Linked DNA regions of Mus musculus: region 2 is linked to region 1. The links are chromatin loops, found by intact Hi-C in ENCODE. Cell type or tissue: heart. All regions are shown on one strand. Links, peaks and the distances in the headings refer to the core of each region. The heading gives the core; the rest is flanking DNA.

Region 1 (14,979 bases), core at 4,312-8,311:
TATCTATACAGCAGTTAATATCTGCTTTTGATAGCTTGATTGTTGCTATGGCCTCCCATGTTGGGACAGCTCTCAAGTGGACACATGGACACACAGGTCTACTTGTACTTTATGAAAGCAAGGCCTTATCTCAAAGCCCTTTCATCCTAAGTACTTAAGCCCTGATTTTTGTATCCCATTCCAGAGACTCAAATCCACCTCCTCTCTGGAGGCCAGTCTGTCGCGAGCACTGCCACAGGGCTGACCATCAGGCCTCAGAAGCCTTTCTCAAGAAGCCAGGCTTTAAGTTGCTCATCAAAGTAGCCCTTGATTCGAAGAGTACCTGTCACCTCATTAACCTGGGTGATAGGTGTCTTTCCCAGCAGTGGGCTCAGAAATTCTTCCACATCCTTCTGTAGGGCCTGGGGAAAGATAAACTCCAGTCACCAGTTTCCAATCACAGGACCCCATGCCTTCATCCCTGGAAGATTCGGGTACACACCCAAGCCACTTACCCAGATGTCACCTTCCACTTTCCGAATCAAGGTCATCTGTCGGTTGCCGTGTGTGATCTCCTTGTAGACAGGAATATTGTGCATCCGAGAGCGACGAACAAAGTAGGGCAAGCTGGGAAGAGGATCTATAAAGGGATACAGTATAAAAAGCCAGCTTATCATAGCCTCATCCACCTCAACCAAGGCCTTTCCCCTCACCGAAGCTGCAAAGGGCTCTGTCAGGGTTTGCTGGTCTCAAACTCTATATAGCTAAGACCTTGAACTCTTTCCACCTCCAAGTTCTGCGATTACAGGCCTGCTGCACCTGCTATAATGTATTAAATCCTAATGGACAAGACTGCCTTAGACTGCAGATCATCTCTGTTCTTCAGTTCATAGAGTCAAGGCTGAATTTTTACCTTGGTCCTATGGTCCCCACATAGACCTGCTACCATCTAAGTGCACAACAGAAAAGAAGGTGGGCACGACTATTCATGCCTAGAAGTCAGGCTGGGCATGCTGGCTTACACTTTAATCCCAGCACTCTGGAGGAAGAGGCATGGGGTCCTGTGATTGGAAACTGGTGACTGGAGTTTATCTTTCCCCAGACCCTACAGAAGGATGTGGAAGAATTTCTGAGCCCACTGCTGGGAAAGACACCTATCACCCAGGTTAATGAGGTGACAGGTACCCTTCGAATCAAGGGCTACTTTGATGAGCAGCTTAAAGCCTGGCTTCTTGAGAAAGGCTTCTGAGCCCAGCCTGGTCTACAAAGTGAGTTCCAAGACAGCCAGAGCTACACAGAAAAACCCTGTCTACAAACAAGCAAACAAATGAAGGCAGGCATGGTGGCACATTCCTTTAATCCCAGTAGTGGAATTTCTGAGTTTGGAGCCAGTGTGATCCACAGATTAAAAACTAGGCTAGCCAGGGTTACACACACTTACTTAAAAACATAAATAAGGGGCTGGTGAGATGGCTCAGCGGTTAAGAGTGCCGACTGCTCTTCCAAAGGTCCTGAGTTCAAATCCCAGCAACCACATGGTGGCTCACAACCATCTGTAATGAGATCTGACGCCCTCTTCTGGTGTGTCTGAAGACAGCTACAGTGTACTCACATATAATAAATAAATATTTTAAGAAAACAAATAAAAGCAGTTTACTAGAGTATGTGTGTATCTATCTACCTGCATCTTTGGGGACCCCCCACCCCCTACCCCTCAGCTCGGGGACTACTCTCTCCTTTCCCATTGACCCAGTGAGGCTGACAGCATCTGGAACAAAGAGATGGGAGTTAAAGGGATTCTTATTGGGTTTTGTGTGTGTGTGTGTGTGTGTGTGTGTGTGTGTGTGAATTAGTGGTTTGCCTACATGTCTGTGAGGCTGTCAGATCACTTGGAATTGGAGTTACACATGGTTGTGAGCTACCAGGTGGGTAGGTCCTGGGAATTGAACCTGAGTTCCTTGGAAGAGAAGCTAGTGCTCTTAATTGATGAGCAAGCAACCTCTTCAGCCCTCTTGGTCTCTCTGTAGTTCCAACTGTCCTAAAACCTTGTACTGGCAATGAGACTTTACAAAACAAAACAAAACAAAACAAAACAAAACAAAAACCCCACACTGGACTCTGCATTAAGGTTTCACATACTGAGATGATACCCATTTTGTTGAATTTACATAGGGTTCGTTGGACTGGAAGAAGAGAACTCCACACACATGGGTCTTCTCTGCTTTTTCACTACAAGGTAAGACCTCACCCCAGGAACATAGGGTGCTGCTGTTGGTACCTTCCCCAGGGGCAGGACAATACTAACCCTCCTACATCTTAGAACTTCGAAACCCACTGGAAAGTCCAAAGCCTCTATTGTTCAACTCACCTCTGGGAGGCTGCCAACCACTAGGAGTGGGGTAATGTTTATGTTTTGGTGGCTCTGGGATTTTGGTAGGGGGGAGCAGGCGCTCCACAAATTGGTATTCATCCACAGACTCCACAAAGCCGGGGTTATCAGGAGGCCCCTGGGTCTGGCTCTAAGGCAAAACAAACCATCTTTCCTTTAGTTTAATTAACACAGGAGAACTTTAGCTTAAAAAAAAAAGCATGAGTAAAAACTTGAACTGAGAAAAGCACCAGACTTGGATATTTTAGTGTGCATGATACCGGGGGTGGGGGTGGGAGTGACCTGAAAGAAAATTCTCAGTCAGAATCCCAAGACCTCTCCAGGACTCAAATGGCAAACGTGCATAATCCGGAAAAGCCGATTAAGCATACGACTGACCTATACAGTACTCTTCAGTATTTGTCTTTGAACATGTTTTTGAAACTCTTTAACTCCGAAATGACATGCTTGATCGATCAGGCACCGAGCGGGGACATACAGCTGCTCTCGGTCTTACCCAACTCTTGGGATGCGGCAGCCACATTCCCAAACCCAGACTCTCCAAGCGCAGTCCAGGCTCTGCACCTGCCCTCTCCACCCTCAATCTACCCTCCATAAAATGAAGCGGAGTACATAGCAAATCTAAGGCCTCGTGAGGGAATACGAAGTTCAGGGTGGTCATGAGCAACAGTGAGGCTCACACACAGCCTTCTGTCCACCGGGCTCTTACCAGCTTCCGTCGCCCGTAGCTCCGACCGAGGCAGCTCCTCCAGTCCTGCAAAGCGGCTCGCAACACCGCTGCTGCCATCTTGGCGCCTCAACTGAGTGTCATATGCGCGCGCAGCCGGGCTCGCCCCGCCTCCCTCTGCGCGCGCAGGCCACAAGGACCGAACGCCTGCGTACAGCGTAAGGGGCGGGCTGGGACGGCGGTGGGCGGTACAAACCACCAGCGATCCGCGCGGTCGCGCTGCAGTGACGTCACACGCAGCAGGCGGTGAGGACGTGCGCGCCCCCACTTCTTCCTCTTTCTTGACTCCATCTTCGCGGTAGCAGCAGCGGCGTCCGCGGGCTAGGTGAGACACGGGGGACTGCTGGGCCAGGAGCGCTCGGTAGCCAGCGGTCTACGGGCTCAGAGGGTGCGGGGAAGGCAAAGTACAAGGGCGGTTCTGCGGCCTTCGCTCCGTCTCCATCCGGGTCCCCGGCGAGCCTGGCCTTCCGCATGGGAGACCGCGCAATCCCCCGCCTTGATTACCGTACCGCGACCTTTCTCCTGGGCTGCTCCCTATCATCACTCACAAGCCTTTCTTCCTTCAGTAGCCAACATGCAGCTCTTTGTCCGCGCCCAGGAACTACACACCCTCGAGGTGACCGGCCAGGAGACGGTCGCCCAGATCAAAGTAAGTATGTACTGATCCCTGATTCCTAACTGCACTCCTTTACCTCCAGGCCCACGGGGAAAGTTTGTCTACTTATAAACATTGCTCCTTTTTTTCCTTAAGGATCATGTGGCCTCCCTGGAAGGCATTGCCCCCGAAGATCAAGTCGTGCTTCTGGCAGGCTCGCCGCTGGAGGATGAGGCCACCCTAGGCCAGTGTGGCGTAGAGGCCCTGACCACTCTGGAAGTAGCAGGCCGCATGCTGGGAGGTGAGTGCTTTTTTTCAGAGCTAATGGAATGTCTGTAGGTAAACCATGTGATAGGTCCTTTCTCTGATAGTATACTTGTGCCTTCTAGGGACTTTAGATCGTAGTGATAGTTAAGTCTGGTTTTCAGTATCCCCACTAAAACCTGGTGGTAGGGAGGCAGTGACGCAATCGGATCACTGTGAATTCCAGGCCAACCAGGGCTACACAGAGGAGCTCTGTCTAGGAAAAAAGCAAAAGGAAAGTAATAATAATTAAAGTCTTGTTATTAGGTTCTCAGTGTGCTCCTCCTGTCTTTGCTCTGTGTGTAGAATGTTAGCTAAGAGTATGGATTGGTTTTTAGAGTCCTTGCCTTAGTATCTGTCAGCTCTCAGCACTGCACAAACTGGTTGTGACTTGAAGTGGAAGACAAGACGTGGACAGCTATGTTGTGACCCTGTCTCTAAGCCTGTGCAACTTTCATTCTTTGTTGGGCCCAACTTGTCATTAAAAAGCTCAAGAGTTGAGGGAGGAAGAGTTGCTCTGGGCGTGACCTTGCTACTTAACCTGATCCCTTTCCCCACCCCTAACACAGGTAAAGTTCACGGTTCCCTGGCTCGGGCTGGAAAAGTGAGAGGTCAGACTCCCAAGGTGAGTGATTGGTGTTTGGACTTTGTTTCTTTCTATCACAGCCAAGTGAAGGCCTTTGGATTTCCCGTCTGTGTTCTCTTATGGAGAGAAGCTGGTGGGCAGGCATGGGAGAGGTCACCCAGGGTCTGATCAGTCCTTCCTTTCCTCAGGTGGCCAAACAGGAAAAGAAGAAGAAGAAGACAGGCCGGGCCAAGAGGCGAATGCAGTACAACCGGCGCTTTGTCAATGTTGTGCCCACCTTTGGGAAGAAGAAGGGCCCCAATGCCAATTCCTAAGTCCTATTGCCACCCTGCCATGCTAATAAAGCCACTGTGTCCAGACTTCTTATGTTTTCTTCATTTGTAAGGCTGTGACTAGAGGCTAGCAAAGTGCCTTGGTCTCAAGTAGGAAAAAAAGGGGGGGGGCAGTGGTGGGGCACGCCTTTAATCCCAGCACTTGGGAGGCTGAGGCAGGTGGATTTATGAGTTGGAGGCCAGCCTGGTCTACAAAGTGAGTTCCAGGACAGCCAGGGCTACACAGAGAAGCCCTGTCTTGAAAAACAAAACAAAAAAACAAGGAATCCTTAGAAGATCACAGAGGATGTGTTTACTGAAAGGATAGCTGAGCCGAAATACAGAAATGTGACAAGTGGTATTGGAAAGGTACAGATTCTATGGGCTCTGCCAGACAGCTTTTGGGTTTGTGTTGGTTCACTTTCCATTATGACGGCACTAGTGTTTTTGTTACAGGCATGCCCTATAGATGATCCACTAAGGCAGATCACCCATCTACCCCTCTATAGACCTCATAATGCTTAACAATACAAACTAAATTTCAACACAACTTGAGGGAAAACATTGTTTTTTTTTTTTTGTTTGTTTTTTAAGATTTATTTATTTATTATATGTAAGTACACTGTAGCTGTCCTCAGACACTCCAGAAGGAGTCAGATCTCATTACAGATGGTTGTGAGCCACCATGTGGTTTCTGGGATTTGAACTCGGGACCTTTGGAAGAGCAATCGGGTGCTCTTACCCACTGAGCCATCTCACCAGCCCACATTGTTGGTTTTTAAAAGAGATTTATTTATTATATGTAAGTACACTGTAGCTGACTTCAGACACCTCAGAAGAGGGCATCAGATCTCATTATGGATGGTTGTGAGCCACCATGTGGTTACTGGGATTTGAACTCAGGACCTCTGGAAGTAGTCAGTGCTCTTAACTGCTAAGCCATCTTTCCAGCCCCTCGTTATCGTTTTGTTGTTTTTTGTTTGTTTGTTTGTTTGATTCAGGGTCTCACATAGGCCCAGGCTGGCCTCAATTTGATATGCTTACGTGTTACGTATTTTGAGCTCCAGATTTGTTAAACATGTCGGGTTTATTCATTTATTTTTGTCTGTTATTATTATCAATAATATTTTTTCGAGACAGGGTTTCTCTGTGTAGCCCTGGCTGTCCTGGAACTCACTCTGTAGACCAGGCTGGCCTCGTAACTCAAAAATCCGCCTGCCTCAGCCTCCCAAGTGCTGGGATTAAAGGCGTGCGCCACCACTGTCCGGCCTGTTGTTATTATTTTGTTGGCCTTTTCTTTTTTCAAGATAGAGCATGACTATGTAGCTGTATCCTGGAAAGCACTGACTACAGGAACTCACAGAAATCAGACTACCTTTGCCAACGCTGGGATTAAAAGCGTATGCCACTACGCCCTGCTAAGACCCTGGTGTGTTGTTTGGTGGTGGTGGTGGTTAGTTTTGTTATTTAAAAGGTAGTTTATTTTTGTACAATTTGGTACAACCATAAAGAACAAACTGGGATTAGCGACATGATTTTCCCAAATTCGGCGAGCAAACCTGTTCCTTTGGAAGAGTTTGGACGACTTCTGCGCTTGCTCAAAGAAGTACTGGAGACACGAAAGTTACCGAGAAGTTTCGGAAATGTGCGGAAAGGAGGCCACGCCCGCCAACCACCCCCACACATAAAGGCGGAAATAACCAAAGAAGCGCCGGAAGTGGCGGAGCTGATACGGGACAGGCGGCACCAGTTTCCATGGAGCCCGCTGGGCTCTGCGGCTTCTGCCCGGCCGGGGAAGCGCTGCCTGCGCGCTACACCTGCCCGCGCTGCAATGCTCCCTACTGCTCGCTGCGCTGCTACCGGGCGCACGGCGCCTGCGCCGAAGACTTTTACCGCGACCAAGTGCTGCGAGAGCTCCGTGGCCGAAGCGCTTCGCCCAGCCGTCTGGCGGGCGCGTTACGCCGGCTGCGCGAACAACGCGAGGCCGAGGATGAGCCCGAGGAAGCAGGCCTCGGGCCCGGGGCGCGGCCGGGCGGCCTTTCTGGACTTTGGGAACGTTTAACGCCGGCTGAGAAGGCGGCGTTCGAGCGGCTGCTGAGCCGTGGCGAAGCCGGACGCCTTCTGCCTCCGTGGCGGCCCTGGTGGTGGGGCCGCGGCACCGGCCCACGTTTGCTGGAGGAGCTGGATCATGCCGCGAACAGAGATCTTGCGGAGCCGGAGCCCGCCCCTGCGAGGACCGCGCTGCAATCTGGGGATGATGCCGCTGCCGCAGAGCCATTTGCTGAAGACTCCTGTGCCGCCAGACCGCTAGCATTGCCTGCTCGCATCCCAGCACTGGCCAGTCTGAGCCGCAGCCCGGCATCGCCGCTGGTGCGCTTCCAGCTGCCCAACGTGCTGTTCGCCTACGCTCATACTCTCGCCCTGTATCATGGAGGGGACGACGACGCGCTACTCTCTGACTTCTGTGCCACCCTGCTCGATGTTTCTGGGGCCCTGGGAGCCCAGCAAGTCTTTGGCTCTACAGAGGAAGCCCTGCAGGCCGCAGCCCACGTACTGGAAGCGGGCGAGCACCCACCTGGGCCCCTGGGTACGCGGGGTGCTATGCAAGAAGTTGCCCGAATCCTGCTGGGCGAGGGTCCAGTCAATCAGAAAGGCTACACTCTGACAGCACTGGGGCACCTAGCTCAGACCCTGGGACGAGCCCGGAAGCAGGCTGTGATTGGTGGAGAGCGAGATCGACTTTACCGGGCTCGGAAGAAGTGCCAGTTCCTGCTGGCTTGGACCAACGAAAACGAGGCTGCCCTCACACCCCTGGCGCTAGACTGTGCCAGAGCCCACCGAGCCCATGCTGTGACAGCTGAGGAGATGGCAACGCTTACTGGAGAGTTAGAACGGCTTTGGGGAGGCCCAGTGCCACCCACTCCAAGGACTCTCATTGAGGAACTCCCTGGCTGAACTGGGTATCCATGTCATTAATAAAGATGTGTCTGGTCTGCCCGAATGTCAGCAGTGCCTTTTCCGTAAAGATAGTGCCCTGTCCTAGGCTTCTCTTGAAGTTACTGTGTAGTTGAGGATGACCCTGGAACTTTGATCTGTCACCCACCTGGACAGTGAGAGGTTACAGGGGTTAACCACCTTGCTAATGTACACAGTGCTGAATAGCCGAGGCGTCCTGTGTGCTACACAAGCACTCTATAACTGAACTACATCACATCCCCCAGGCCTGAGGTGCCCAGTTGTCTCTCCTCGTCAGACTTTTGGACCCACAAACCACTTCTAAGCTTTCCTTAGTCAACTAGTCACCCCCAAGCCTCAAGTCACTGGCCCCAGGATAGAAGAAAAACACAGGAAAGGTTGAAAACATTTATTCAACAGGGAAAAATACTTTCCTTCTGGAAGCAGTGGCTTCCTCTTGCTTTCAACCTCTTAGGTGGACCTGCTTCAGTAGACATAGGGTATGATTCGGTAAGGCACACGCTTGCAGTACTCCTGCCAGGCACGGCCATACTTTTGGAGGCACTGCTGCTCATCTCTGGCCTCGCGGTGCACCAGCAGTGCAGTGAAGTAGAGGACGTAGAAGTAGGGCAGCAGATGGGATAGCCCTGGAGGGAAGGGACCCATGGGATAGCCCTGGAGGGAAGGGACCCATGGGATAGCCCTGGAGGGAAGGGACCCATGGGATAGCCCTGGTGGGAAGGGGCTGCATGATCAGGCACTAGCACCCATTTCATATAAAAGCTTTCACAGCTGATGGCACACAGGGTGTCGGGTCATAGGTTTTGTGTCCACCTCCATTAACTGATTAGTCAGTCCTCCCACCAGGCACACCGACCTACTCCAAAACCCACTCACCACAGGGCAAAGACCATGCCAGAGCCATGATGAGATCTCCCAGGTAGTTGGGGTGTCGAACCATACCCCACCACCCAGACACCAGCAGCTGCCTCCCCGTGGCAGTCGGGATGGTCTCAAGACCTAGAAATACAGCTAATGAAACGGAACCACAGAGCCTTCCTGGTTCATCTCACCCATAACCTCTAAGAGACCCAGCTTACCAGCCACGCTGGGGTCAGAAGGATTCTTCCTGAATGTGTTTTTCTGGGAGTTGGCCCCTCGGAAGATGTAGTAACCAATAACTGAGGGAAGGTACGGTACGAGCAGGTGGTGAGGTAGGAGTCCCAGCCTTTTGCCTAACCCTGACCAAAGCCTGTCCAAATCCCAGGCTCTGCTATGATACCCAGGAGCTGGCTTCCAGCTTTAGAGAAGCGTCAGAGCCTAGGCCCTACCTGAGGGGTACTGAATAAAGCATGAATAGAAGGGGAAGGGGAAATGAAGGGCCCTCCTACTGACCCTTAAGGAGGCAGATGAGCAAGGCCATGGGCAACCCCAGAGGCTGTGGATGGTACAACAGGAACTGGGCCTGCAGGCTGTAGGTGAATGGTACCCAAGCTAGATCTCCAAAGACCAGCATGAAGCCAAAACCATCATGTATTATGTCCATGGTGGTGAGGACAGACTCCTGCAGGAACATGACCCAGATACTGGCTTAGTCCAGATGACATCCTCAAGATCCCCTGCTTGCCTCTTGCTCTCCAATCCAGTCTCACCTCATACCAGAGGGCATCACCCACATACAGCAACTGGAAGCCATTGACCAGCCACATAGCCAGGGAAGGACTCCCCCGAAGCTCTGCCTCCTGCATCAGCAGGGCCAGGTTAATGAAAACCTAAAGGAAGTGAGGACAGGGCCATTGTCTGAAGTGGAGCATCTGGGTAGAACAGTGCCGACCTCGCCCTCCTTCCAGCTGCCCGCTCACATGTTGAATGGATCCAGGTCGTGTACTCGAGACACACTGGATTGCGACTCTGCCTTGACTTAAAACTCCTGCCTTGGAATCTGAGCTTTATCACTTGGGCAGAATATGTCTCTTTGCTAAAACTCACGTCCCCACTGCCATATGGAAACAGGAGTAATCAGGGCCCCGCCTTGAGTTCTTGTTGGAACACTAATATGTTTGTAGAGCTAAGAATTGGCTTATTATGAACCTAAATTTTGTACCCTCTTCCTCCTCCTCCTCCCTTTTTTTTTTTTTTTTTTTTCCGAGACAGGGTTTCTCTGTATAGTCTTGGCTGTCCTGGAACTCACTTTGTAGACCAGGCTGGCCTCGAACTCAGAAATCCACCTGTCTCTGCCTCCCAAGTGCTGGGATTAAAGGCGTGCGACACCACCACCTGGCCCCCCTCCTCCTCCTCCTTTTTGTCATCTTCTTTATAAGTCAGAGTTTGGGGCTGGAGAGATGACCTCTTCCAAAGGTCATGAGTTTAATTCCCAGCAACCACATGGTGGTTCACAACCATCCATAACAAGTTCTGTCGCCCTCTTCTAGAGTGTCTAAAGATAGCTACAGTGTACTTTAATAAATAAATAAATATTTTTTTAAAAGGGGTGGGCTGGAGAGATGGCTCAGTGGATAAGAGCACTGACTGCTCTTCCAAAGATCATGAGCTCAATTCCCAGTAACCACATGGTGGCTCACAACCATCTGTAAAGAGATCTGATGCCCTCTTCTGGTGTGTCTGGAAACAGCTACAGTGTACTCATATAAATCAAATACATCTTTAAAAAATATAAATAAGTCAGGGTTTCTTTGTGTATCCCTCGCTGTCCTGAAACTTTTTCTGTAGACCAGGCTAGCTTCGAACTCAGAGATCCACCTGTCTCTGCCAAAGTGCTGGATTAAGGGTGTGCACCACCACTGCCTGGCTTTAGACTCTCTTTCTAGTAGCTCCAGTGGCCTGAATAGTGTAGTTTCTTCAGTAATACTGATGTGGTATTTTCTTGAGAGAGAGAGTGAGAGAGAGAGAGAGAGAGAGAGAGAGAGAGAGTTTCACTAAGTAGCTTTGGTTGATTTGGAACCATATAGACCAGGCTGGCCTTGAACTCACAGAGATCTGCCTGCTATTGCCTCTGGAGTGCTGGGATCAAAGGCATGCCCTACTACACCCAGCCCTCACAGGAAATTGTAGAAGAAAATTTCATTCAATCCTGTTTTATGAGTGAGAAAATAACCTTATATTCTGGCATATATGTTGACAGGCCAGTCTCCGATTAATGTTGGGACTAGGCCTGGTGGGATTGTAGTAACTGTAATCCTAGTTACTTGATTAGCTGAGGGAAGTAGAAGGAACCTTGATTTTGAGACTAGTCTGGACTATCCGAGTGAGACCTGTTTCAAAACTAAACCAAATCCAAACTCAGATTCAGTGGACATGGGCACTCCTGCCTCTACAGTGAAGGCAGGACCTTGCCTGAGCCCCTTTGGAGCTCTTGGCCACCACCCATGTACCCCATGTACATGTGATCTTAACACAAGAACAGCTGGCCTGTTGTCAAGGCCACCAATGACAAACAAGGTGTTAAATCTGACAATCCCTGGAGGCAGTTGCCTGGTCCTTCAAGCTTCTCCTTAGCTGTCTTTGAAGTTGATTTTATATTTGGCCGCTACATCCGAAGCTGCACCTGCTTTCCCAGCTCGCTGCCTGCTTTGCTCCCCCATACAGCCTGTCATCACTGTGGTATAGATTTAGTTTTGTGGTGCTAGGGTTGGAATCTAGGGCTTTATGTACATAAGCCAAATGCGCGCGCTCTCTCTCTCTCTCTCTCAAGATTTTATATTAAAAACCCTCTTGTTCTATTAAAGCAAAACCATAGGTTCATAACACAGCAACATATTGGCAAATGAATGAATGAATGATTGCTGCCCACCCAGCAATGCTAGCCCACTCTGCTCTTCTCCTGGCCCAAGTCCAGCAGAATTAAGTCCAGCATGTCAGCATACCCAGCCAATGAGGCCAGGTCTCAGCTCACAGAAATATTTGAAGTCAAAGGAACCGAGGCGAGGGTTCAGCTCCCGTCCAAGAAAGAAGTCATACATGGAATTTCCTGGGGAACAACAGAAGGTGAAGGCACACCAGGTATGCATGCATCCCACCTACCTCATCCCTACCTCACTGGGACCCTTCTCACCTGAGTTTCCCCCAGGAGCCAGGGCTGAGGCAGGAGCTACCAAAGCCTTCGCATAGAGGAGGAGGCTGAAGATAAAGCTGGTGAGAGTGGTCGCAAAGGCCAAGGGCAGGAGCATTCCAGGGAGTGCCCCCAGGGGCAGCCCCACTGACACCCCCAGCCCCATCAACAGGGCTGTTAGCACCAGAGCCTGGAAGCCTGAACCACAGCACAGAGTGAGCCCTGGGGTGGCTTGCATACTTCCAAAGCCAACACACACACACACACACACACACACACACACACGCAGTTCTGGGAGAACATTGGCCATTGGCCTGGAGCTGAGTAGTAGCAAAAGAGGTAGATGCACGGCGAGGTTCCCATAAGGGCACAAACATGTCATCAGAGCTGGTCCATAAACCTCCCACCACCCTTGGAACCCACCCCAACCCATGTTAACTGCGATTCAGGGAGGGGGGGGAACCCCAGTCACCATTAATAGGGTAGCGCAGGCGACTCTTGTCCTTCAGTTCCAGGCCTTCGGCCACCTGCGGGTACAGGGCAGGTTTTATAAGAGCTGGGGATGACTTCCCAGGCTCCAGCCCTCCCTGCACCCTCCTCCCTGGTGTGTTAAAACAGATCACACACCTTGCGTGCAGGCAGCAAATAGAGCGCCACCTGCAGGCCGAGCCAGATGAACAATAGCAGCAGAGCCCATGGGCTCCACAGCTCCTCCAGCCCAGGCAGATAGGCCGGTAGGGCCAGGAGGCGCGCCGGGCCCGAGCGAGCCGCCAGGAGCAGGTGGAACATGGTGGCAGGCAGCAGGATCAGTAAAGCCGCGACGCCTGGAAAGAGGGCCACTGTGTAGCGTGACTGCTCCCAAGAGCTCTCTCAAGTCCTCGGGCGCCTTGAGTCACCTGCCTGCTTAGCAGTTTCCCAGCGCCATACTCCTATCTTAATTTTCATCTTGTTCCTCTGCCCTCTGGCATTCCCAAAGACCATCCTGCTCTCCCAACTGTCTTTCATTACACAAACTCCCCGCTGTGCTGCTGTCAGCACTCCCTCCTCTTCTGCAGACACCCCGACACCCGCGCACCGGATCCTTCTGCTCCGAGCCTTCTATAGAGCTCGTATCCTATCCTGCTCCCGTTAAGTGGCATCAGGTCAGCCTCCACCCCAAACCTTCCCATTTACCCAACGGCCCCCCGAATTCCAGTGGGGCCTGGGAGGCCTCACGAGAAGTCATGATCTCTGCTTTGCCGGGGAACAATGGTTCACAAAAGTCGATCAAGGAAACACAAACCGCCCCATGCCGGGTTATGGCTCTGCATCAGACACGGAGGTGGAAAAGCTGCTGCTCTTGTTCATTGATCTTTAAATGGACGCGCCCTCTGCCCACCCTGGGCCCAGCACAGTAGCCAATCAGCGCTGGGAGGCGGGCCCCATGCTGGCGCCTCAGAAGCTTCGGCACTGAAACCCAACCCGGGCGGGTCCCGCCCCTGCAGGCAAGAGGAAGGAGGAGGACACATAAGTTTATTAGAAGGATCCATGAACCCGCCAGCGGGGAAGGGCCTCTAGGATGAGAACAGGGCACAGGGAGGACAGGGCGATAGGGCTACTACGCGACTCGTTGGCAGATTCTAGCCGCGCTCGCAGATGACCTCGACAACACTAGGTTCCATGGGCACTGGGTCGGGACAGCGCAGAGCAGCTGAGGCTACTACTTCGTCCAGCAGCAGGTGCACTAGCTCCTCATCAGCCACAAAGCGCCACAAGTAAAGCTGCAGGAAGTGGCAGTCCACCTGCACCTGCTGCAGCCCAAAGCGCCCAAAGGTGCGTAGGCGCACACACTCCAGTAGTGTCTTCAAGCTGATCTTAATGATGCCAGTCAGCACCGACACCTGCAGGTGGACACAGGGATGCAGCTCAGGATTGCCGTCTTTTGGGGAGGAGGATACATCCAAATTCTGAGCAGAGGCAAGGGAGATAAAGACAGAAATTTCTAGGGCTCAGCTAAGAAGGGAACAATGCAATGTTGCCACCATAAAGGCGAGGGCAGGTAAACCCCGGTGGTCAGATCAGAGATGGGGCCTCATGAATACGATGGGCAGCAGTCACCACTGACTACAAAGTAAAATGGAGGAAAGATATTGCTGAGCTTGGGCTTCGGAGGGGCAGAGATCAAGATATGAGTGGGAACCCCCGATGACTAAAGACTAGTTTGGAGAGTAAAGTGTGGACAAGGTGGTTTTGCTCTGGACCTAGAGACAGAGATTACGTAAAGTGATCTTTAATTCTGCTCAGATGTGGTCCTAGGGCTCTCTGGGTTAGTGTGGGAGCCACCCTTCCCCTGGGATGTAGAGGAGAAGGTACTTCAGACCTTGTTGAATTCCACGGGGCTGAACACATCGATCCGTTCAGAGAACAGCTTCTGAATATTGCTCAGGAGGTTTGTGTCCATGGGAGCACTGGAAGGGGGAAAGAAAGAGTGAGAGGCCACTCTGCCCAGCCTCCCTCTTCTGTCTCTCAGGGAGGCTCCTAGCAGCCTGACCTGGGTGTGTAGCTGGGTGCATAGCGGCCCTGCTGCCGGGAGCTGCTGTACACAGAGAAAGTCCTTTTGCTTGAGTCACTGCTCTGGGCCTTCCGGACACCCTCTTCATACAGGAGCCCCACCTGGGGGAGAAAAGATGCGCTGCAAGGTCAGAGCATGGTTACTGACAAAACCTCCCCTCTCTGCTGGTTGAAGAATCCTAGGTATGGTCACCACCTACACAATCAGGGGAGTGGGAGCAAGGCAGGGAAAACCTAGTCTGAAACCCAGTTTTTAGCTCATCCCTGCTTCAGCTTTTTGGGTGACTTTGGGCCTGCACATCCCACAGGTATGAAATGAGGCTTCTAGTGGCACGACATGGGTACAGCCAGACCCCTTTTGTCTTGGTCCTTGGAATCCAGCATGCATTGGGGTTCCAGCAGCCGGCCTGTGGCAGCACCTGGACATCAATAGCTGTAGTGTCCTCCACCACACGCTTCATGACAGCACGCACGTTCCTAGGCTCCAGAGTACTGAGCCAGTCCCGGGTCTCCAC
Region 2 (14,979 bases), core at 3,733-7,732, 180 kb after region 1:
TTGGAGGGGTTAACAGTCGGGTTTGCGTTAGCGCCTGCTGGGAGGGGTGTGGTTCACTAGAGGCTCTTGGGAAATGAAGTCCATTCTCCCGGCCTGCAGTGCCCCTCCTGTCACTTACTGTCCATGGTGACATCATGGTCTGTAGTTTAAAGGGACAGCCCTGGGATGCCAAAGCAAGGAGGGCAGAAGGTGCTACCCTGGAGCTGCCCCCATCCTAAGGCACAGTACCTCCCAGCTCCTCTGGTGCCAAGATGTGCCTTGGAGAGTGGGGAGTTCTTGATCAAAACCCCATTGCTGGGTATCAAAGGCTCAGCTGTATTCCAAGAGTTTGGCATTCTGGCCAAAAGTTCCCAGCCTGCAGTCCCGGGCTCCCTTCATAGTACCTGGTCGCCAACACTCTATTCCCTACAATGACTGTGAGACCTTTATCCTGAAGTTTTACCTAGGTGACAAACTGGTCCTTGCTGAGCAGCAGGAGAGAGAGAGCAATGAGGTTGGGGGAATTGGGGTGCTTTTTGGCCCCACCCATTTATGGACCCTGGTGATCACTTAGTGCTGCAAAAGAAGTCTGTTTACCTAAGAAGTGCCCACCTTAGAGCAACAAACAGCCAAAGCCTGTATCGAGGACACTGTTCTAGAGTCTAGCACCTCAATGGATGGGTACCCAGATCAAGCGATGGCTACCCAGAGACAGTACTCCCTTTGCTCAGAGATAGCAGATCTTCACTTCCCGTTTTGCTCTGTTCTTCACCTGCCAGACAGAACAGGAACCCCTAAACTACCACTTGGCCCACCTCCAGGGCTCAGACATGGCTTCCCTCCCCCTTACTCCCTAATAATAAGCCGGGAAAGCCAGACCCACAGAGCCTCTTCCCGCCAGACCAGAACCCAGAGGCCAAGGCAGGAGGGACGCCTTGCTGCCTGTGACAAGGTAGTGCTCTCCACAGACTCTCGGCTGCAGTGTTCAGGCCAGGCTGCCCAAAGCCACCCATGCCTGGCAGGGGCCTAGATGATGCAGGAAGAAAACTAGTGGAAGAAAATGGCTTTGGGATTTTAAATTTTTGATGCGGAGGATGAGGTGAGGCTTCCCACAAGCAGAGCAAGAGCTTCCTACTCACCTCAGAAGTAGACTCGCTTTCAAACAGGCATTGCAAGATAACGGGTTAAAAAGTATTTTCTTACTCTTTTTAAACTTGGGGGTTGTGTTTGTTTGTTTGTTTGTTTGTTTGTTTGTTTGTTTTGAGACAGGGTTTCTCTATAAAACCCTGACTGTCCTGGAACTCACTCTGCAGACCAGGCTGACCCCAAACTCAGAGATCTGCCTATGTCCCAAGTGCTGGGATTAAAGTTGTAAGCCACAATACCCAATTCTTTTCACACTCTTACTCTTAGCAAAGTGTCATTGTATTTATTTATATCTTTCTGTGTGCCTGTGCTGATGTTATTCTAGCTGCCCTGGGACTCACTGCTTGGAATTTGTGAGTGACCCTCTTATATTTTTGCTCATTCTTTACAATTGTAGACTGGACAAACTGTAGATTGGAACTCATTATACAGACCAGGCTGACCTCAAATTCACAGAGATCTGTCTGTTTCTGCCTCTTATGCAGGGTGTGGTGTGCCACTACCACACCCTGTATACATACTTACACAGTTTGTATATTTTGACCCAGGGTCTCTTTATATAGTCCTGGCTTTTCCTGGAACTCACAATGTAGGCCAGGCCAGCCTGGAATCCACAGAACCTTTCTCTGACTAGCAGGTGCTGAGATTAAAGGTGCAGGACAACCAGTCTGGTTATTTCACTTTGTAGCCCAGGCTTACCTAAAGCTCACAATGTAGCCCAGGCTGGTTGATTCACAGCCAACCCTCTGCTTCTCTTTCTCAGCTGCTGGGCTTGCAGGTGTGAGCTACTACATCTACTTTATTAGTAGTAGTTAATTTTAAAATTTATTTATAGTTAATCTTATTGATTGACTGATTGATTGATTGATTGATAGCCCAGGTAGCCGAGAGACCATTAGCCTTTAAAAAAATTTTTTTTAATTTACTGTATATAGATGACTACACTGTAGCTGTCTTCAGACACACCAGAAGAGGGCATTGGATCCCATTGCAGATGGTCGTGAGTCACCATGTAGTTGCTGGGATTTGAACTCAGGACCTCAGTGCTCTTACCCTCTGAGCCACCTCTCCAGCTGGCCTGAGCCTTTTATGTCGCAGAGGATAACTTTCAACTTGATTCTTCTGCCTCCACTTCCCAGTGATGACAAATTTGGCGTCACCGAGTCCAACTCACTTCTCTTGGATGCTCTCTAAAGACCCTACTACATAATGAGCGGCCGAGCTGCCATCGGAACAGAAAGGTGGAGGATGTGAACAAGTCAAAGTCACAGCCCAGTGTGAGTATTTGTTTAGTGTGTACAAGGACCTGGGTTCAATCCCCAACACTGCTAAAAACAAAACAACCCAAACAGCAACAAATAACAAACAAAAGAATAAGTAAAATAAAAATAGAATCTCCTGTTGGGCCTGATGTAGCATGCCTGAAGTTTCAGCACCCATGATAAATGACAGCAGAGGATTAGGAGTTCAAGGCCAGCCTTGACTACAGCTTTTGAGCAGCCCAAACTATCAGACCTGGTCTTGAAGCACAGAGATTAACAATTTGCATTTGGCTTAGGACCCCAGGAAAGCAGACCTGGCCTCTAGGTTCTCCCAGCATCCCTCAGTTCCTTCCTGGCATACCCTGCCCTCAACCTTGAACTTTCCAGCCTAGAGGCTCTTGCCTATAGAGTCCAGACATTTTGGTCTCTCTCTTCTCTTTCTCTCCCTGCTCTCTCCCCCCCACCCCCACCCCAGCCCTATGGTGACTCACCTGGCCTCAATCCTTGGGGCCAGTGAACTCACCTGATTGCAGCTTCCCAATAAACCTGCTTTTAATATAATCTAATCTGCCTTGAATTGGCTCTTGTCACTGGCAGTGGGGAAACAATCTATCACCTACCAAGAGCTGAGAAGAAGCCAAGTCTCTCCCCTAAGCCAGGATTTTTGCTTATGCCATTGTTTGTTTGTTCATTTGTTTTTAAAAAAGGGTCTTTCAGGGCTGGAGAGATGGCTCAGTGGTTAGGTACACTGACTGCTCTTCCAGAGTCCTGAGTTCAGTTCCCAGCAACCACATGGTGGCTACTGTAAAGTGATCAGATTCCCTCTTCTGGTGTGTCTGAAGACAGCTACAGTGTGCTTATATACATAAAATAAACAATCCTCTTATAAAAGAAAGAGAGAAAGAAAGGGAAAAAGAAAGAAAGGGTCTCTCTGAGCTGGGTGTGGCAGTGTCTTGGGTGGGAGGCAGAGGCACGTGAGTTGAGGCCAGCCTGGACTACAAAGTGGGATCCAGAAAGTGTCCAGTCAGGGCTGTGACACACACAGAGAAATCCTGTCCTGAAAAACCATAAAGGGGGGTGGGGGGCCATTTTTAGCTGCCAGGCTGTAGGAAAGAGGAGATCCCAGTTTATGGAAAGTTGAATTATTGATTTTAGGATTAGACATATGAAAAGCCATTATTTCAGAGAGGACCCCAACAAACCACAGAAGGGAGGGACCTTAATCTGCTGTGCATTCCTTAAATGGGAGGGGAAGAGGAGGGAAAAAAGACCTTCCTGGTGATGGGCTAAACAACCTTCATAATCCTATTTTCTACCTCTTAAATTGGGAACACTAGCAAACCAAATGAAAATGAGGACATGGCCACTCGAAAGTACAGCTGAGGAGAAGGCATGGGTTCCTTGTGGATGCAAGGAAGAGAACAGCCAGAGGCATCTGGAAGAGTCCAGAGCAGGGAGAGAGGGGAGCAGGGGTGCAGAGAAAGCAAAGAGGGCAAAGAAATGAACCTCCAGGGCTGGAGAGGTTAGGGGACAGGGTCTGCCAGCCAGGATGACTCTGTACCATGTACTTATGAGTAGGGACTCAGGTAGCCCAAGAGGTTAGCATGGACCTTGATAGATATACATTAGGCACCAAAGACTCTCATTGATGTGAGTCATAGTCCCTTTTGCCAGAGATAAGCAGAATGGCTCCTCTTAGCAAGTAGGAACTATCATCCCCCACTCCACCCCACCCCACCCTGCAGGACCGGGTTTCTCTGTGTAACCTTGGCTGTTCTGGAACTCCCTCTGTAGACTAGGCTAGCCTGGAATTCAAAGACTGGCTTGGTGTATGTCCCTGAGGGAATCCTCACTTTTGTCTAAATGTCTGAATTTGGGAAAAGGAATTTCTTGGGGACCTGACAGAATTTTTAAAAAGAGAGAAATGGGTGTGTGTGTGTGTGTGCCTTCAATCCCAGATTTTAGAAGCACAGGCAGATGCATCTCTGATTTCAAGGATAGCCTGGTCTACAGAGCGTTCCAGGACAGCCAGGCTACACAGAGAAACTTTGTCTCGGAAAAAACAAAAAACAAAAAAAGGAAAGAACAAGGAAGAAGAAAGAAAAAAAAAAGTGGAAACAAATAGTGCCTTTTTAGGGAGTTGTTAACAATAATGGATAAGATAAGCGGCTAGGAGGAGTGGGGAGAGGGGTTTTGTGGAGGCAAACTGGGAGGAATAACATTTGAAATGTAAATAGATGCCTGGCAGTGGTGGTGCACGCCTTTAACGCCAGCACTTGGGAGGCAGAGGCAGGCTTTAGAGGCCAGCCTGGTCTACAGAGTGAGTTCTAGGACAGCCAGGGATACACAGAGAAACCCTGTCTCGAAAAACATACAAACAGAAATGTAAATAGATAAAATAACAAATAAGCAAATGAAAAAAGATAAAGGACTAAAGCAAGTTTCATAGGGCTGGGCGTGATGATGTATGCACGCCTTAAATTCCATCATAGAGAGGCAGAGGCAGGAGGATCCTATGAGTTCAAGGCCAGCCTGGACTACAGTGTGAGTTTCAGAACCGCCAAATACAGAAAAGCTTGTCTCCAAAAAAAAAAAAAAAAAAGTTTTATAAAAGTGCAAATGTGCATTTGTTGCCAAAAGATAGACTGCAAAATTCGCACTGACTTTACTCCTCTGATAAGCTTGTCTACAAATTGGGTGAGTCACTGTTCCTTTAAATTCTTCCCAATCACCTAAAAAAAAAAAAAAAAAGTTGGACAAATCGGCACATGCGCACTCTTCCTGGCCCGGACTGTCGCCCTACGGTTGCAGCCTTTCCGCAGCTTGAAGCAAGGAGGTTAAAGGTCCTCCCACTCAGAATTTACGCGCAAGCGTAAACTACGATTGGGAGCATTTCATCTCGCAAAGAGCCCAGTCCCTTTTTCGCTCTTCAAGGCTCCGCCTCCCGCGGCCAATCAGTGGGCCTCGCCCTTCGCAATGACCAATGGCAGCGAGCGTGGGGGCGTGGTTGGGCGTCCGGGGGCGCGGCCTGGCGCTGAGAGAAGCGGCGGGGCGAACCGGGGGCTCTAGTGAACAGCACAGCCGGACCGAGATCGCCGGCTGTCGGCCAGCGGAAGCGGCTCGGGCCCGGCGGTCCCCGAGATGTCACGATGGCTGTGGCCATGGTCGAACTGTGTGAAAGAGCGTGTCTGCCGCTACTTGCTACAGCACTACTTGGGTCACTTCTTTCAGGAGCACCTCAGCCTGGACCAGCTCAGCCTGGATCTGTACAAGGGCAGCGTTGCCCTGCGGGATATTCACCTGGAAACCTGGGTGAGGAGGCAGGGCAGAGGTGGGATGGTGTGGAGAGAGGGAGCACGGGCCAGCGAAGGGTCCTCGCGGAAGGTTTGGGCTGGAGGACAGGCACCGTGTTTGGAGAGGCCAGTGGGTCTCGACCGCCTCCGCCAGGCCCCCTGGCTGGCCCGTCACCACTTAACCAGAAGCTAGGAGAGAAGTCTCTGTCTTCACCTCTCTAGGAGAGACAGACTAGGAAGTGAGGTGTTACTTTAAAAAAAAAAATGTCACCATCATCATACGGAGTTTGGGAGAGCTGCTTGGGGAAGGGGATTCCCGGGAGCTAGGGGAGCAGAGAGATGTTGTGGGGAGCCAGGCAGTAACAAGAGCTGGAACTAGGGTAGTCAGGGAGGCTTTGGGGGTGTTAAGAGCCCTGCCAGGGGCACCTGTAGAAAGATGTGTCCTGACCTCCTCACCCCATGATCCTGGGCATAAGGGGTGGAGATCGCCCCCGGATGTGGATGTCAACAACAGCGTCACTGCCTTCTGTGTTGATCCACACCTCGTGTGACTGTTGCTGCTCTCTACTTCCTGCTTTTGGGAGAGTGGGAGGGGCCTAGCTTGGGTTTAGGGAAGGACTTGGTCTCTGGCATCTCTACCTGGAGGGCAGCCCTCCAGGAGAGGTGTAGAGGTTTAGCTTCAGGCTAGCTGGGGTGGGGGATGGGAGGAGAAGCTGGGCCTGATGCTCAGGAGGTCTGAGGCCTAGGGTATGGAGTTGAGCAGGAGGCTGGGGGTGGCAGGTGAGGGGCATTGACTCACAGCTGATGGCTGGGAGTAGCCAAGGAGCCACCAATTAGAGGCTCCAGCTAAGGGCTGGTATGGGGTCATCCTAGCTCCAAGAGCAGTAGAATGGGCATGTGGCAGGGCTGGCCTCTTTCTCTTTTCTAGCTGGCCTATGGGTCTGCAGCTTCACTTAGAAAGAGCTAGAGGTGAGCCATGCCTTTGGGAACAAATATGGGTTGAAGAGATGGTGGCATCTTCTAATGGCCTGGTATAAGAGGTGTCTGACCTTCGCCTCTTAAACCGCTCAGAAAAATATCCAACATCTGGGTGTTCCCTTTTTTTTTTTTTTTGCTTTCAGCCAGAATGCCTTCTCAGTCCACTCTCTTGTTTCTTTTTTTTTTGGGAGGGGGGGCTGTCCAGGGCCCTGGCTGTTTTCTAGCCTCTCCCAGACAGCCCAGGCACCTCACTTAAGCCCACCCCTCTCTGCTCTTCACCCTACAACCCTACCTTGAAGGCATTCCAAGCAACTACATGGTCCAAGGACCAAGTTGAGCCCTTCCCAGCCTCAGCTTTCCTGGTACCTGGAGTGACTAAGACAAATGCCTAGGCCTCAGTGTCCCCATCAATAGAAGAGGAAGGTTGACTCAACCTCTGCTTGCCTCTGGCTCTGGCCTTGTTTGTTTATCCGTGGGCTCAGCGGGTGTTTACCGAGTACTACCCAGAGCACCTGGGTTCTTAGGGAGAAGACTAGTGACTCATGGCCTCAGGCGTTCCCAGGCCGACAGGGATACAAACCCAGCACAGCATCCCCTTCCTATGTCTTGATTGTATAGCTCTACTGTGGGTCTAGGACTGGGGTCATTTGGCCTTGGATCAATCCCTCTCCTGGACCTAACCTTGAACTCTGCCTGTCTAGGATGAAGATGTGTTACTTGCTGCTCTTGACTAGGTCTCTCTGCTTCTTCTCATGCCTGGGGTGGGCCAGCATCCTACTTCCTCCACCTGGCTGCTTCCTCCTCACTCTGGCTCACCTTTGGGGTGCTGCTGGGTTATATGCAGGTTCTGCTCACCCTTGCCTAGTGCTCAGTGACTCCGAGTCAGAGCCTGGCATTCTGAGACCCTGGCTACAACCTAGCCAGGCTGGGAGACGAAGGCACTCATTATCTATCCCTGCAGCCTCTGGTTGCCACATAGAAGGTGCTCAGAATCTCGTATACCATGTAGCCCAGGTTGGCCTCTAGCTCAGCATATACAGCTTTGACCTCCTGATCTTCTGGCCTTTGCTTCCCTAGTGTCAGGACCACGGTGAGCCTCACCACATCCAGTTGTACTCTGCTGGAGATGGAACCCAGGGCTTACTGCATGTTGGGCAAGCACTTAACCAACTGTATACCAGGCTGGCCTAGATCTCCAGACAGTCCACCTGCCTATGCTTCCTGAGCACTGGGGCTAAAGGCATGCAGGCTACCACACCCCGCAGTAAATAGAGTTTTGAAGCAAACATAAGAAGGAAACTTCTTAGCTGGCCCAAAGGGCTGAGCACTGTCTAGTGAGACAGAAACAGGTCAGGGCCTAAGGGAAGGCCTTGTAAGTAGCAGAAAGAAGGATGACCATGCCAAGAGTGCTCTCCAAGACAGTGGCTGTGTGAGACTGTGGCAGGTAGCCATATTCAGAGTCTTGGTGAGCTGATTTTTATTTCCCTTGCCTCTTACCCAGTCTGTGAACGAGTTTTTGAGGTCAATGGAGTCACCACTGGAACTGGTGGAAGGCTTTGTGAGCTCCATCGAGGTGGCTGTCCCCTGGGCTGCACTTCTCACTGACCACTGCACTGTGTGTGTGTCAGGCCTTCAGCTTACCCTGCAGCCCCGCCAGGGTTCAGGTGAGAGCAGGGTAAGACCACAGGGGAGGCAGTTGCTGGGGATGGGCCCAGGAGAGTCGGGGCCCTTTTATCCTGACTCCCTTGTTCTTTTCCACAGGACCAGGGGCTGCGGACTCTCAGAGTTGGGCCTCATGCATGACCACAAGCTTGCAGCTGGCTCAAGAGTGCCTTCGGGAAGGGTTGCCAGAACCCTCAGAACCACCACAGCCCCTGGAGGGGCTGGAAATGTTTGCACAGACCATTGAGACTGGTGAGCAGGTCCCTACTGCTAGGCTGTTCTTGGGCCCTCCAGTCTACAGGACAGGGACCTCAGATAGTAATACGGTGGCCACCTTCCTACCCAGGCTGGCAGGAACTTGCCTTGCTTCCCAATGCCCCACCTAACTCTAGACACCCTCCCTCCCTCCCTGCCTGCCTGCCTTCCTTCCTTCCTTCCTTCCTTCCTTCCTTCCACAGTGCTCCGGAGGATCAAGGTGACCTTCCTGAACACTGTTGTGAGGGTGGAGCATTCACTGGGTGATGAGGATCGAAGTGTGGCTGTGGAGGTCCGAGTGCAGAGGTAAGGAGTACAGGGGAATGGCAGGAGACAACTGCCTCTTCCCCCTCTCCTAGCCAGGCTCCTGGGAAGGGACAGGCTTGACTTGGGTTGGGCATTGGTGAGATTTGGGAAGTGGGCTATGTTGGGAGCCTGAACTGTGTATAGACATAAAATCACTTAGATCTTAAAAACTTTGAGACTCAGAACCAAAGGCTGGTTGAGCCTCCAAGACGGAAGCCAGGTTCCTCAGTTCCATGTTGCTGGGACAGCTCTAAAGAGGGGGCTTCTAGCCTGGGGTTGTCTGGACAAGGCCGGGCCCTTCACTCTGCAGACTGGAGTACTGTGACGAAGCAGTGCGGGACCCCAGCCAGGCCCCACCTGTGGACGTGCACCAGCCGCCTGCCTTCCTGCACAAGCTGCTGCAGCTGAGTGGGGTCTGCCTATACTTTGAGGAGCTGCCCTCCCAGGCAGACCCACCACAGCCACCTCTGCAAATCGGCAGCTGCACGGGGTACGTGGAGCTCATGGTGAGGCTGAAGCAGAACGAGGCCTTTCCAGGCCCCAAGGTGAGTCCCAGCCATGGGGAACTTGATCCGTAGGGCTGGAAAGACAGCTCAGGGGTTCAGAGCACTGGCTGTTCTTTCAGAGGTCCTGAGTTCAATTCCCAGCAACCACATGGTGGCTTACAACCCTGTATAATGGAATCTGATGCCCTCTTCTGGTGTGTCTGAAGACAGCTACAGTGTACTAAATAAATAAATCTAAGAAATAAAACAATAAGATAAGTAAATCTTTAAAAAAGAAAGAAAGGAAGGAAGAAAGGAAAGCAAGCGAGTGTTTGACCCATGTTGGATCTGTTCCCAGAAGTGTTGATTGACACCAGGCCCCAGTGGGGAGAGCCAGTATGGCAGATCATCCTATAATCCCAGCATTTGGGAGCCTAGTGGAAGGTTGCCTTAAGTTCAACTCCAGAGTAATTCCAGTTCTTACAGTAGAGATTACTATCTTTTTGGCAACTGGAAAAACAGACTCTGAAAAATCAAGTTGGCCAAGACCATTCAACTGCTTGGTAGCAAGTTTAGCAGTACAACCAGTGTCCCCAGAGTACGGGCAGGTAGGCTGCCATTTGGGCTGGGTGGCATATAAAGGCTCCATGGCTGTCCACTTGGTCCCCAGTTGGAGGTATCAGGACAACTGGGATCCCTGCACCTGCTTTTGACCCCGCGTCAGCTCCAGCAGCTCCAGAGGCTGCTCAGTGCCGTCAACCTTGCAGGTGAGGCTGCTGGGTGCTGGGCGCAGGGGAGCAGACGGGCGGTCTCGGGACAGCCAGGCAGGCTGTGCTGAAATGTCTTCCCCACAGACCCTGCAGGCCTGGCCGACAAGCTGAACAAGAGCCGTCCACTGGGTGCTGAGGACTTGTGGCTCATTGAGCAAGATCTGAACCAGCAGCTGCAGGCGGGTGCTGTGGCTGAGTCCCTCAGCCTGTACCCCATCACCAACCCCCTCAATTTGGACAGCACGGGTGGGTGCCAGGCCCTTTCCAATTGAAGGGGCATTTGTGTCAGTGGAAAAGCTGAGGGGCCAAACCTGTCTGTTTCTGACTGCCCCTCACCTCACCCCCCAGACCTCTTCTTCTCCATGGCCGGCCTCACAAGCAGTGTGACATCGGCTGTCTCTGAGCTCTCCGTGTACAGCGTAGACCTGGGCTCCTCTGTTCACAGCAACATGGCCTTCCACCGACCCTCAACCCCACCCCACTCGGGTGGTAAGTCAGTGACTCTCAGAGATGTTTACTTCAGGAGCGAGGTGTGGCGGAAGGAGCCTCAGGACAGTGGGTGGATAGAAGCAGGAGGCTCCAGCCATGCCTGTAGACCCACCGACAGTGGGGTTCCTCAGTGTCCTAACTTGCCAGTGGAAGCTGGGGAGGCGAAATAATACACAGTCTAGGTTTCTTAGTGAGTGCTTTCGGGACTCGGATCCCCTTTCTACAGAACACGCATGGTAAGACCAGGCTGTACGTTTTAGTGAACAGGCAGTGTGTAGGTCAGAGGCTGGTATGAGTGCTTTGTCATATCAACTGACCCTTCTAGCACCTTCAGGATTAAACTGAGCCTTGTCCCAGGGTCTAGCATGCAAGAAGAATTTGGTGTCACCCTGATGAACTTGCCTTCACGACCCATGTGATACGACAGATTTAGCATCCCACAGTCCAGCTTAGCCAGACTGTATTATTTCTTCTCAAAAAAACCCAAAAAACAAACAAAAAAAAACTATTGTTTTTTTTTGAGACAGGGTTTCTCTATGTAGCCCTTGCTGTCCTGGAATTCATTCTGTAGACCAGGCTGTCCTGGAACTCAGACATCCACCTGCCTCTGCCTCCCAAGTGTTGGGATTAAAGGCGTTTGCCACCACTGCCCAGCCTAGCCAGGGTGCCTTCAACCCCTGCTCAGTGGCCAGCTGTGACTGCACTAAGACACCAAGGATGCCCTATTGAAGCCTCTGTTCCCTCAGGCAAGATGGCCCCAACTCCCCTTCTGGACACCACACGCCCTGACTCACTGGTGAAGATGACCTTGGGCGGTGTGAGCTTGACCTTGCTGCAGACTGCTTCCCCGTCTTCAGGACCATCTGACCTCCCCACCCACTTTTTTGCTGAGTTCGATGCTGCCAAAGATGGGCCATTCGGCTCCCGGGACTTCTCCCATCTCAGGCCACGCTTCCAGAGGGCCTGCCCTTGTAGCCACGTCCGGTATGCACTACAGCCCGAGCCAGGGACTTACGGGGAATACCCAAAGCCCACGACCCACCCGCTGAAACTTGTGTCCTTGCCCTCAGGTTAACTGGCACAGCCGTGCAGCTGTCCTGGGAGCTGCGCACGGGCAGCCACAGCCGGAGGACAAGCAGCACCGAAGTGCACTTTGGACAGCTGGAGGTGCTGGAGTGCCTATGGCCCAGGGCTGCCACAGAGCCAGAGTACACGGAGGTGAGGACAGAGGAAGGGCAGGCCTGGGTTCCTTCCGGTGGGTGTCGGGCCAGCCTGACCTTGTTTGCCGTGGGTTTCCCTTGCAGATCCTGAGCTTCCCCAGTCACTCTGGCTCCGAAGCCTCAGCCCGACCCTGCGCCCATCTGCGCCACACACAGACCATTCGCCGGGTGCTCAAGGTAAGCCAGAGCGCTGGCTGCCATGGCCAGGCTGTGTCTCCCTCCCTCCAGGGGCTCTGGCAGGCCTGTCCCCGTTCTGACCTTGCTATGATTGTAGCCTGCTATCCCTTTCCCTGCCCGTGTTGAGCACCAGCATACGACAAAAATGTGAGTGTGTGTGAGCATGTGAGTGTGTGTGAGCATGTGAGTGTGTGTGAGCATGTGAGTGTGTGTCAGCATGTGAGTGTGTGTCAGCATGTGAGTGTGTGTGAGCATGTGAGTGTGGTAGCATGTGAGTGTGTGTCAGCATGTGAGTGTGTGTCAGCATGTGAGTGTGTGTGAGCATGTGAGTGTGTGTCAGCATGTGAGTGTGTGTCAGCATGTGAGTGTGTGAGCATGTGAGTGTGTGTGAGCATGTGAGTGTGTGTGAGCATGTGAGTGTGTGTCAGCATGTGAGTGTGTGTCAGCATGTGAGTGTGTGTGAGCATGTGAGTGTGTGTCAGCATGTGAGTGTGTGTGAGCATGTGAGTGTGGTAGCATGTGAGTGTGTGTCAGCATGTGAGTGTGTCAGCATGTGAGTGTGTGTGAGCATGTGAGTGTGTGTCAGCATGTGAGTGTGTGTCAGCATGTGAGTGTGTGTCAGCATGTGAGTGTGTGTCAGCATGTGAGTGTGTGTGAGCATGTGAGTGTGGTAGCATGTGAGTGTGTGTCAGCATGTGAGTGAGTGTCAGCATGTGAGTGTGTGTGAGCATGTGAGTGAGTGTCAGCATGTGAGTATGTGTCAGCATGTGAGTGTGTGTGAGCATGTGAGTGTGGTAGCATGTGAGTGTGGTAGCATGTGAGTGTGTGTCAGCATGTGAGTGTGTGTGAGCATGTGAGTGTGTGTGAGCATGTGAGTGTGTGGTAGCATGTGAGTGTGGTAGCATGTGAGTGTGGTAGCATGTGAGTGTGGTAGCATGTGAGTGTGGTAGCACAGGCCTTGTAGCCCTGTGGGCTCAGCGTTTGAGAAGCTGAGGCAAGAAGACAAGTCAAGGCCAGGCAACCTAAGTCAATCAATCTAACGAATTCCTGTATCAAAATAAGAAGTAATAAGGGGGGGCTGGAGAGATGGCTCAGTGGGTAAGAGCATCCGACTGCTCTTCCAAAGGTCCTGAGTTCAAATCCCAGCAACCACATGGTGGCTCACAACCATCCGTAATGAGATCTGACACCCTCTTCTGGAGTGTCTGAAGACAGCTACAGTGTACTTACATATAATTAATAAATAAATAAATACACAAATAAATCTTAAAAACAAAAGAAGAAGAAGTAATAAAGGAGCTGTGCAGTGGCGCTGTGGTCCCTGTCACTGCAGGGTTTACAACCCCTTCTGACCCCGATGTGGCTCCTGACCCAGCTCCTTCCCACCGCTGGGAAGGAGGCCTAGGAACTTTGGTTATGGAAGCTGCTTCCTCCCCTGTCCTTGCTCACCCTTGCTGACCTATTCACATTACCCCTAACTAGAGCCGGTCCCGGCGCTCCACTGCCTGCCATTGTCACTCAGAACTGTCCCTGGACCTGGCCGACTTCCAATCTGATGTGGAGCTGGGGTCCCTGGACCGCCTTGCTGCCTTGTTCCGTCAAGTCACCACACCCTCTGAGCCACCTGCTGGCCTACTAGTGAGATGCCCTGCTGATTCTGTGCTGGGGTGGGAAGTGGGCACTTAAGCTCTGTCAGTCCCCTGTGGCAGCTCTGACCCCCCCGCCCTTCCACAGACAGAGCCCCCACAGGCCACTGAGCTGCAGACAGTGTTTCGTCTCTCAGCACCCCGGGCCACCCTGAGGCTACGCTTCCCCATCCCAGACCTACGGCCTGACCGGGACCCCTGGGCTGGCCAGGCTGTGCGGGCTGAGCAGCTGCGACTGGAGCTGAGTGAGCCCCAGTTCCGCTCAGAGCTCAACAGTGGGCCTGGCCCCCCAGCTCCTACCCGCCTGGAACTTACTTGCTCAGACCTGCAAGGTAATCCTGTCTAGGAAACAGCTGGGGTGGGCCCCAGGACAGGTGTCCCTTTTTATCCCAGGGACACGGATGTGACTCTGGGGGAGCAATGGTGAGGAACAGGGAAGAGGCAGCTATGAGGCCCTGTCCTTTCTGTCCCCTCCAGGAATCTACGAAGATGGAGAGAAGCCACCAGTCCCCTGCCTGCGGGTCTCCAAAGCTCTGAATCCCAGGAGCACTGAGGCCAAGTACTTTCTACCTCAGTAAGTGGAGTGCCGGAAGGGGTGGCTGGAGAGGGGAGATCTTTTGGTGTTGGTGGCAGGGCACCAATAGGCCTGTGTCCTGGCAGGGTAGTGGTGACCCTGAACCCCCAGTCCAGTGGCACACAGTGGGAGACAGCCTATGAGAAAGGCCGGGATCTAGAGCTGTCCACCGAGAGTCCGTGTGAGCTACAGCAACCTGAGCCCTCGCCCTTCTCCTCCAAGCGGACCATGTACGAGACTGAGGAAGTAAGGGCCCCTGACTTTCCCACTGTGGGCACCATTTATGGGACTGGGCTGTGGCAGGGGCAGCAGCTGAGAGGAGTCTCTTCTATTCTGGGCACCAAGGGACTCTGTAGGGAGGGAAGTACCTGAGAATAGGCCCTTCCGTACCAAGACCAGATCCTGGCTATGTCAGCACCTAACATAGTGGTACACTTGGGTCTCAGGATCCTCCTCTGAAGTTGAAGGTTGGGGGTGGGGGGGGCACGGCACCTGGGGCCCTAGACGTGCTTCACCCCCAGGTGGCTTGTGTGTTTCCTCCTGCAATTGCTGTCTTGAAGGCTATTGTGAAGATGACAGAGATTCACATTCATGAAGTCTTTAGGGTAGGGAGGGATTCTAGGGTACTCTGTCCCATATAAATATAACCCACCCTGGGAGAGAGAGAAAGACTGATGGATGCATGGATGCCAAAATCTTCAATTCTGAAGCCAGAAACAGGCCAAGGCTGACCTTTG

What was found. Peaks named below come from ENCODE experiments on the same cell type or tissue, not always from the same donor. Only the 100,000 strongest peaks of a DNase experiment are listed, where the experiment ranks them.
Region 2: a loop joins it to region 1, with 2.2 times the contacts of the local background. A loop is called at or near these places in 1 of 42 quality-filtered maps.

The regions. Positions count from the first base shown.
Region 1 is chr19:6,054,582-6,069,560 of GRCm38, forward strand. Fau (Finkel-Biskis-Reilly murine sarcoma virus (FBR-MuSV) ubiquitously expressed (fox derived)) reads left to right here and starts at 3,366. Exons shown (of 5, transcript NM_007990.4): 1 at 3,366-3,420; 2 at 3,662-3,744; 3 at 3,847-3,991; 4 at 4,563-4,618; 5 at 4,768-4,943. The coding sequence starts at 3,670. The coding sequence ends at 4,893. Znhit2 (zinc finger, HIT domain containing 2) reads left to right here and starts at 6,626. Exons shown (of 1, transcript NM_013859.2): 1 at 6,626-7,887. The coding sequence starts at 6,646. The coding sequence ends at 7,845. It overlaps Tm7sf2 (transmembrane 7 superfamily member 2), which reads right to left and starts at 13,269. Exons shown (of 10, transcript NM_028454.2): 1 at 13,088-13,269; 2 at 12,542-12,738; 3 at 12,387-12,441; 4 at 11,918-12,112; 5 at 11,730-11,833; 6 at 9,498-9,617; 7 at 9,241-9,409; 8 at 8,946-9,026; 9 at 8,743-8,865; 10 at 8,240-8,492. The coding sequence starts at 13,139. The coding sequence ends at 8,332. It overlaps Mrpl49 (mitochondrial ribosomal protein L49), which reads right to left and starts at 3,174. Exons shown (of 4, transcript NM_026246.4): 1 at 3,078-3,174; 2 at 2,348-2,498; 3 at 495-619; 4 at 1-401. The coding sequence starts at 3,155. The coding sequence ends at 255. It also overlaps Vps51. In heart, for the core only: a CTCF peak has its summit at 6,755; DNase peaks (open chromatin) are centred at 4,610, 6,600 and 7,590; H3K4me3 peaks cover 2,962 bases; H3K27ac peaks cover 2,040 bases.
Region 2 is chr19:6,236,268-6,251,246 of GRCm38, forward strand. It overlaps Atg2a (autophagy related 2A), which reads left to right and starts at 5,401. Exons shown (of 40, transcript NM_194348.3): 1 at 5,401-5,699; 2 at 8,160-8,322; 3 at 8,420-8,572; 4 at 8,779-8,881; 5 at 9,192-9,426; 6 at 10,037-10,133; 7 at 10,221-10,382; 8 at 10,485-10,625; 9 at 11,372-11,609; 10 at 11,696-11,843; 11 at 11,930-12,022; 12 at 13,505-13,660; 13 at 13,757-14,000; 14 at 14,146-14,242; 1 more. The coding sequence starts at 5,529. In heart, for the core only: a CTCF peak has its summit at 5,454; DNase peaks (open chromatin) are centred at 5,324 and 6,234; H3K4me3 peaks cover 2,215 bases; H3K27ac peaks cover 2,268 bases.